Regions from separate parts of the Homo sapiens genome. Here region 2 is linked to region 1. The links are chromatin contacts, found by Hi-C in ENCODE. All regions are on one chromosome and are shown on one strand. Each heading gives the region's core, a stretch centred on a gene start or an enhancer-like site at or near the end of the contact. The rest is flanking DNA. Distances are from core to core; before and after follow the strand shown. Region 1 holds the start of CNOT1 (CCR4-NOT transcription complex subunit 1). Region 2 overlaps RBL2 (RB transcriptional corepressor like 2).

Evidence for each region. A loop is a pair of places that touch in the nucleus more often than their neighbours do. Pooled maps may share reads with other maps.
Region 2: a pooled map shows a loop between it and region 1 (12-fold over the local background). The contact joins the enhancer-like site here to the promoter of CNOT1 in region 1. A Hi-C loop is called at or near these places in 2 of 50 pooled maps.

Annotation. Positions count from the first base shown.
Region 1 is chr16:58,628,296-58,631,268 of GRCh38, forward strand. It overlaps CNOT1 (CCR4-NOT transcription complex subunit 1), which reads right to left and starts at 1,531. Exons shown (of 49, transcript NM_016284.5): 1 at 1,433-1,531. RefSeq lists enhancers at 608-1,284, 1,285-1,960, 1,409-1,618, 1,909-2,398.
Region 2 is chr16:53,456,291-53,459,263 of GRCh38, forward strand. All of the region lies in intron 8 of RBL2 (RB transcriptional corepressor like 2), which reads left to right. Among named protein-coding and RNA genes, the nearest start is that of RBL2, 23 kb to the left of the region's middle. Within about 2 kb of position 1,546, at least 6 of the 41 ENCODE cell types and tissues checked have a DNase peak (open chromatin) inside an H3K27ac peak, as active enhancers do.

The sequences.
Region 1 (2,973 bases), core at 281-2,780:
CAGTATCCTAAAACATAATTATTTAAACTGTTACCACATGTCTTCTTAATAGCTAAAATACTCTGCTGCCAATCTTTAAAAGGGTAGGAATACCAACCGGGACCACAGATCACTTAAGTATTAAACCCAAGTACCTATAGAAAAAAATTGTTCTTAATCTGTTTGACCTTCCTCCTAATATTTTACTTGCCTTCCCTCATTTTTTTAATCCATGTATTCCCTATTCCTATCAAAGGGGCTGTCATAAGGAAAACGTTCGGCATTGTTTCAAACAGTATAATTATATTCACTCAATCACTGACTTAAAAAAAAAAAAAAACCCAAGTAGTCACAGGCTATCGAATTGTAGAGAAATCGGCAGGGTAGGTTAAGCATTGTTACTCAGTTTTCAGGAAGAAAACAGACTTTATTAGAGTCCTAAGAAATGTGACATTTGATTAACTTCATGGGAAAAGTTTGTCATAAAGTTTATTTTAAATACAACATTTTCAAACGCACAGATGTCAAGCATTCTTTTTTAATCTACAAAGCTTACTCCTCGGGGAGTTAGTATCTGTGAGCCCTCTTGGGTGAATTCTGCAAAGGAGGTGGTACTGAAAAAGTATTATTTGTGTTTGGCCTTAAGTACCTCTACAAGACCTGCCGTGGATCTTATCAGCCTTGAGGCCTACAAGTGCTCAGCTCACTAGCGGGACACTTGTCCTGGGTGAGCAGGACCGCCACTACTGCAGACACCGGACCGAGTAGGTGGGGGCCAACTTCAAAGAAAGTGTGAGCGCCCAGGCGCGCGAGTGGAACAAAACCTGTAGCAAGTAATAAGGAAGTGCTTGCTCCCGCCCGCCCTTCCCATCCGGGGACACCCGAAACCTGGGGGGCTTTGACAACGTGCTGGGGGCGTAAGACGGGGAGAGTGGCAGCTCCGAGTACACGGAGAAGAACTGGAAACATGCAAAAACTCCAAACACGGTCCCCCCCGCCAGAAGCCCTAGGCCTCGGAAGCCGATGCCCACTGCAACCATCAGGGAGCAGAGACAGAAACAGTAGTTAAGGAGGTCGTGGAGGTCTCAGAGGGGTGCAACCCGCGCGAAGCCAGGCCCAGCGACACGAACTGCCGCCGCTGCCGCCCCCTGAGCCTCCAGGCCCGGGACAGAGACCACCATGGGTCTCACCCCGCGCTCTACCCTCCGCTTCCTGGAGCCTTCTCGCTGGCCTCTCATCTTCAGAGCGCGAAGCCTCCGAGAGCCGTGTGGAGAAGAGTCCGCCCTCTCCCGCCTCGTCCCACTTCCCCGTCCCGGCTGCCTCTCACTCCCTAGAGCTCCGGGAAACGCTTCCAGTGGCCCCAGGTCCACCCCTGTTCCTCCTCCCACCGGCTCTCGCGTTCCCAAGCTGACACCGCCACCCTACCCTAGCCCCTGACGCCAACCCGCCTCACCTCAGGCGGCTCCGGCAGCGCTGGACACAGGAAACTCCTGGGTCCCCGACTCCGGCTCTCCTCGACCCCCTCTTCGGTTAACTCCGCTTGTTTCTCTACAAAATGGCGCCGGAGGTCGCGCGCTCACGTCGCGGCCTTTCCCCTCCCCGTTCCCATTTCATCATTCGCTGCCCGCCCGAGGAGGGATGGCCCCAGAGCCAGCCAATGGCCGCGCCCCGCCTGTGGCTTCTACCCAATCACCGACAGGTGCCCGCGGATTTAAACCAATCACACTCTATCACTTGCAGAAGTCGAGGAAGAAATCAGGCTCCTGCTAGCAACTACCAATCCGGCCTCCTACTTCGCGGACTTTGGCCAATTGCCGCTCACCAGGCCCAGGGGACCGGAGTCAGAGCCCTCGCGCCTGCGCTCGAGGCGAGGGCCAATAGGGAGAGGCTGATAACTTCGATTTGGGGCTTCACGTACTTCCCACCTGCCCTGGAGGGCTGCGACCAGTGGGGCTTGGCATTGCCTTTGAGGAACAATAAATTATGGAAGGGGCCCATAACTCCTCGCCACCCTGCGCGGGAACTACTTTGAATTACAGTGAAACAGCTTTCCTCCACTTTCCTTCCTCTTTCGAAATGTCACGGTCCAGTAGACTTCGGGGATTCCCAACCGAAACAATCCCCTCCCCTAGTGTCCCTTTGGCGGGGAACGCCAGCCAGAAAGCAAGCCAGGTTGTGACTAGAGTTGGGGCGCTTTGCATCCTGGGATGTGTAGTCGCGCTCCTCTACCCCGTTCCCATCGCAGAAGTAATGCGTCTTCGTTCGTCGCTGCGCCCTAGAAGGAGCAGTGCATGCTGGGGGTTGTAGTCACCCAGGTGGCCACCTTGTCCTCGCTTGCTTCGCTTTGGTCAAGGGAACTTTCTGTTTTAGTTCTGTCTATTGAAGAAGGGACACCTTCCAGAGACGCCTTCCAGAGACGTAGGAGACGCAAGTTCTCTTCCTGGCTTAAGTCCTAGAAGCCGTCTAAGAAAGGATACCCATGTCCTTTGCTCTCAAGAGAAAAAGCATAGAAACATATTTTGCTATGGTTTGTTTGTTAACTATGATAGTTGGTAAGATTTTATACTCACCTGTACCCAAAAGAGAAAGGATTGGGAAGGAAGTGTTGACTGGTTAGCTCTATTACCTTTTGAAATTAAGGCCGGGCGCGGTGGCTCACGCTTGTAATACCAGCTCTTTGGGAGGCTGAGGCGGGTGGATCACGACGTCAGGTGATCGAGACCATCCTGGCTAACACGGTGAAACCCCATCTCTACTAAGATACAAAAAATTAGCCGGGCGTGGTGGCGCACACCTGTAATCCCAGCTACTTAGGAGGCTGAGGCAGGAGAATCGCTTGAACCCGGGAGGCGTGGGTTGCAGTGAGCAGAGATCGCGCCACTGCACTCCAGCCTGAGCGACAGAGCAAAACTCTGTCTCAAAAAAAAAAAAAAAAAAAAAAAGGCAGGGCGCTGCGGATCACGCCTGCAATCCCAGCACTTTGGGAGGCCGAGG
Region 2 (2,973 bases), core at 296-2,795, 5.2 Mb before region 1:
AGGTGAAAGCCATTAAGAGGGTTATTAAGAGGAGTGACTGATTTACATTTTTAAAGGTCTTCTGGGAAAGTGGGATTAGAGGCAAGGGTGGAAGTAGGGAGTTAAGAAGCTATTGGAATGATTCTGGCAATAGTTTATGGTGGCTTGCTTCAGAGAATGGTTTGTAGCTGGGCCATATTTTGGAGATGGCACCCACAGGATTTACCGAGGGTTTGTATCTAGGGTATGAGAAAAAGAGAACAGTGATGTCTCCAGTTGGGTGAATGATATAAAAGCTAAAATCCTGACAAGTGCCTGTAATGTTGTAAGTTATCTGGCCCTGGCTCTCTCTGAATTCATCTACTTTCCTCCCTCCTCACCCACTTATGCCACATTAACCTCCTTTTTTGTTCTTCAGATATGCCAGGCATGCCTGCAACACAAAGCCTTTGCCTTTGCAATTCCCTCTGCCTAAACTGTATTGCTTCAAGAGACTCATGTGGCTTCCTTCTCACTTCATTCTGGTCTCTGATAACCCAACTGCTATGTCAATAATAACCACAACATCCTCCCCAACCCTCAGGACTTCTTTTCCCCCTGACTCTGCTTGCTAGTGTTTCTCTTCGTATTTATCACTGTCTGACAGTAAGTAGGGAGGTAGGTAGAAAGAATTGTTTATTACCTGTCTCCTTGCATTAGAATATAAGCTTCACCAAGGCTGTGACCAGTGTTGTATGCAGCGCTTGGCACATAGTAGACATTCGGGGAACATTTACTACTGAAATTTATTAAGAGGGAAGAGCAAGTCTGGGGGAAGGGGAATCAAGAGTTAGGGTTATTAGCATGTTAAATTAGAGATGTCTTTTAAGCATCCTAGTAGAGAAGTTGAATAGACAGTTGAGGTATACAAGACCGGAGTTCACAGTTCACAGTAGAGGTTAGGGGTTGTGTATATATGTCCTGGGGTCATCAGGGTGGGTACAGATAGCTTTTTTTTTTTTTTTTTTTGAGATGGAGTCTCGCTCTGTCACCCAGGCTGGAGTGCAGTGGTGCAATCTCGGCTCACTGTGACCTCTGCCACCTGGGTTCAAGCGATTCTCCTGCCTCAGCCTCCTGAGTAGCTGGGATTACAGGTGCCTGCCACCATGCCCAGCTAATTTTTTGTATTTTTAGTAGAAACGGCATTTCACCATCTTGGCTAGTCTGGTCTTGAACTCCTGACCTCATGATCTTCCCGCCTCGGCTTCCTGAAGTGCTGGGATTATAGGCGTGAGCCACCATGCCCAGCCGTAGATGGCTTTTAAAGCTATAAAATGAGGAGGGATTACTTAGAGGTATGAATTGAGAGAGAATACAAGAGGACTAAGGACAAAGCTCAGGGTCACTCCAAATTTTGTAAGTCTTCATTTGGAGATGGAACATCCTAATATTTTTAAGATACCGACTTAATATTTGCACCCAAGTTAAAGATTCCTCTTGATCAGAATGAACAGGAAGCTTTAAGCTAAGCACAGTGCTACCAAGAAGCACCATGTTGACCTTGAGGACTCTGGCAGGAAGCTGTTTGTGGTTGTCACACCTAGTTTCCTCTGTGAAACTACTGCTGCCTGTGGGTGATGTGGTTATATGCTGCTGGCTGCTGTTGATTCTCCTGTTTGTGTACAAGGTGTTTTTCCCTCCCAGTGCCTCCCAATGTAGGCATCGGTTCATGCACAGTGAAGTAGTTGGCTGCAAGAAACCTTGTAAGGCAGGGAGCAGCCTTTTGAATGCAATAATCTACCCAAATCATTTTATTGACTTAATTATAGAATGAATTTCTTTGAAACAAAGTGAAAGTCTTAGTTGTATTACACTTTAAGACATAGAGAAAACATGTAGGTTTGTTTCTGTATACAGTAAATTTCTGTGCTTTTCTATATCTTATGAAACTTGAATAGTTGGCTCTGTTGCCAGGTGAAAGTTTTGCTAGGTTTTTTAAAAAATTAGAATAAGTACATTTAATACACAGGGAAATTTTATCTTGAATATTAAAAGACATTGTTAAGCTATCTTAACCTTTCAGAGTTTATTTGAAAAATCAGAAAGATGTTTTACTGGCTCCTTTGACACCAAGTCACATCTTCTCCATATTTATTGTCAAGAATGTTGACTTTAACTTATTTCTCTGAAGACCTGTCTACCTTAGGGGGAGAACCTGTGATAGATTCTGGTAACCAAAGGTAGAGGAGGGGCAGGAAGACCAATGAAGGCTGTTCTGCATCAAGTTGCCTTTTTAGGGAATGTTCAACTTATTATCTGTCTCTGAAGCAAATTTGAATATTTGGATGGTGGGTGTATTAATTCATTTTAACGCTGCTGATAAAGACATGCCCAAAACTGGGAACAAAAAGAGGTTTAATTGGACTTACAGTTCCACATGACTGGGGAGTCCTCAGAATCATGGTGTGAGGCGAAAGGCACTTCTTAGGTGGCGGTGGCAAGAGAAAAATGAGGAAGAAGCAAAAGTGGAAACCCCTGATAAGGCCGTCAGATCTCGCGAGACGTATTCACTATCACAAGAATAGAACGGGAAAGACTGGCCTCCATAATTCAATTACCTCCCACTGGGTGCCTCACACAGCACATGGGAATTCTGGGAAATACAATTCAAGTTGAGGCTTCGATGCAGACATAGCCAAACCATATCAGTAGGCTTTTGTTAAATCATGGATTTTTTTTGGAACCAAATTTAATCACAATTTTCTTTTATCTTTGAGTGTCTGCAAAAATAGCAGTAGATGGGAATTGTGAAATTCTGTTTCTCAGAGCTGAGAATAATCTTAATTTTTCAGGTGAGCAGAATGCTTATCTTTGCCTCCGAGCATAAGTTTTACAAGAGGGAATGTAGGGAGCTGTACCTTATTTTAGAGTTTTAACTTTTAAGAGACAAACTTTTAGTTAGCTAAAATACAAATTATTCTTTCACACCTTCGTCTTCACATGGATATTGGCGGC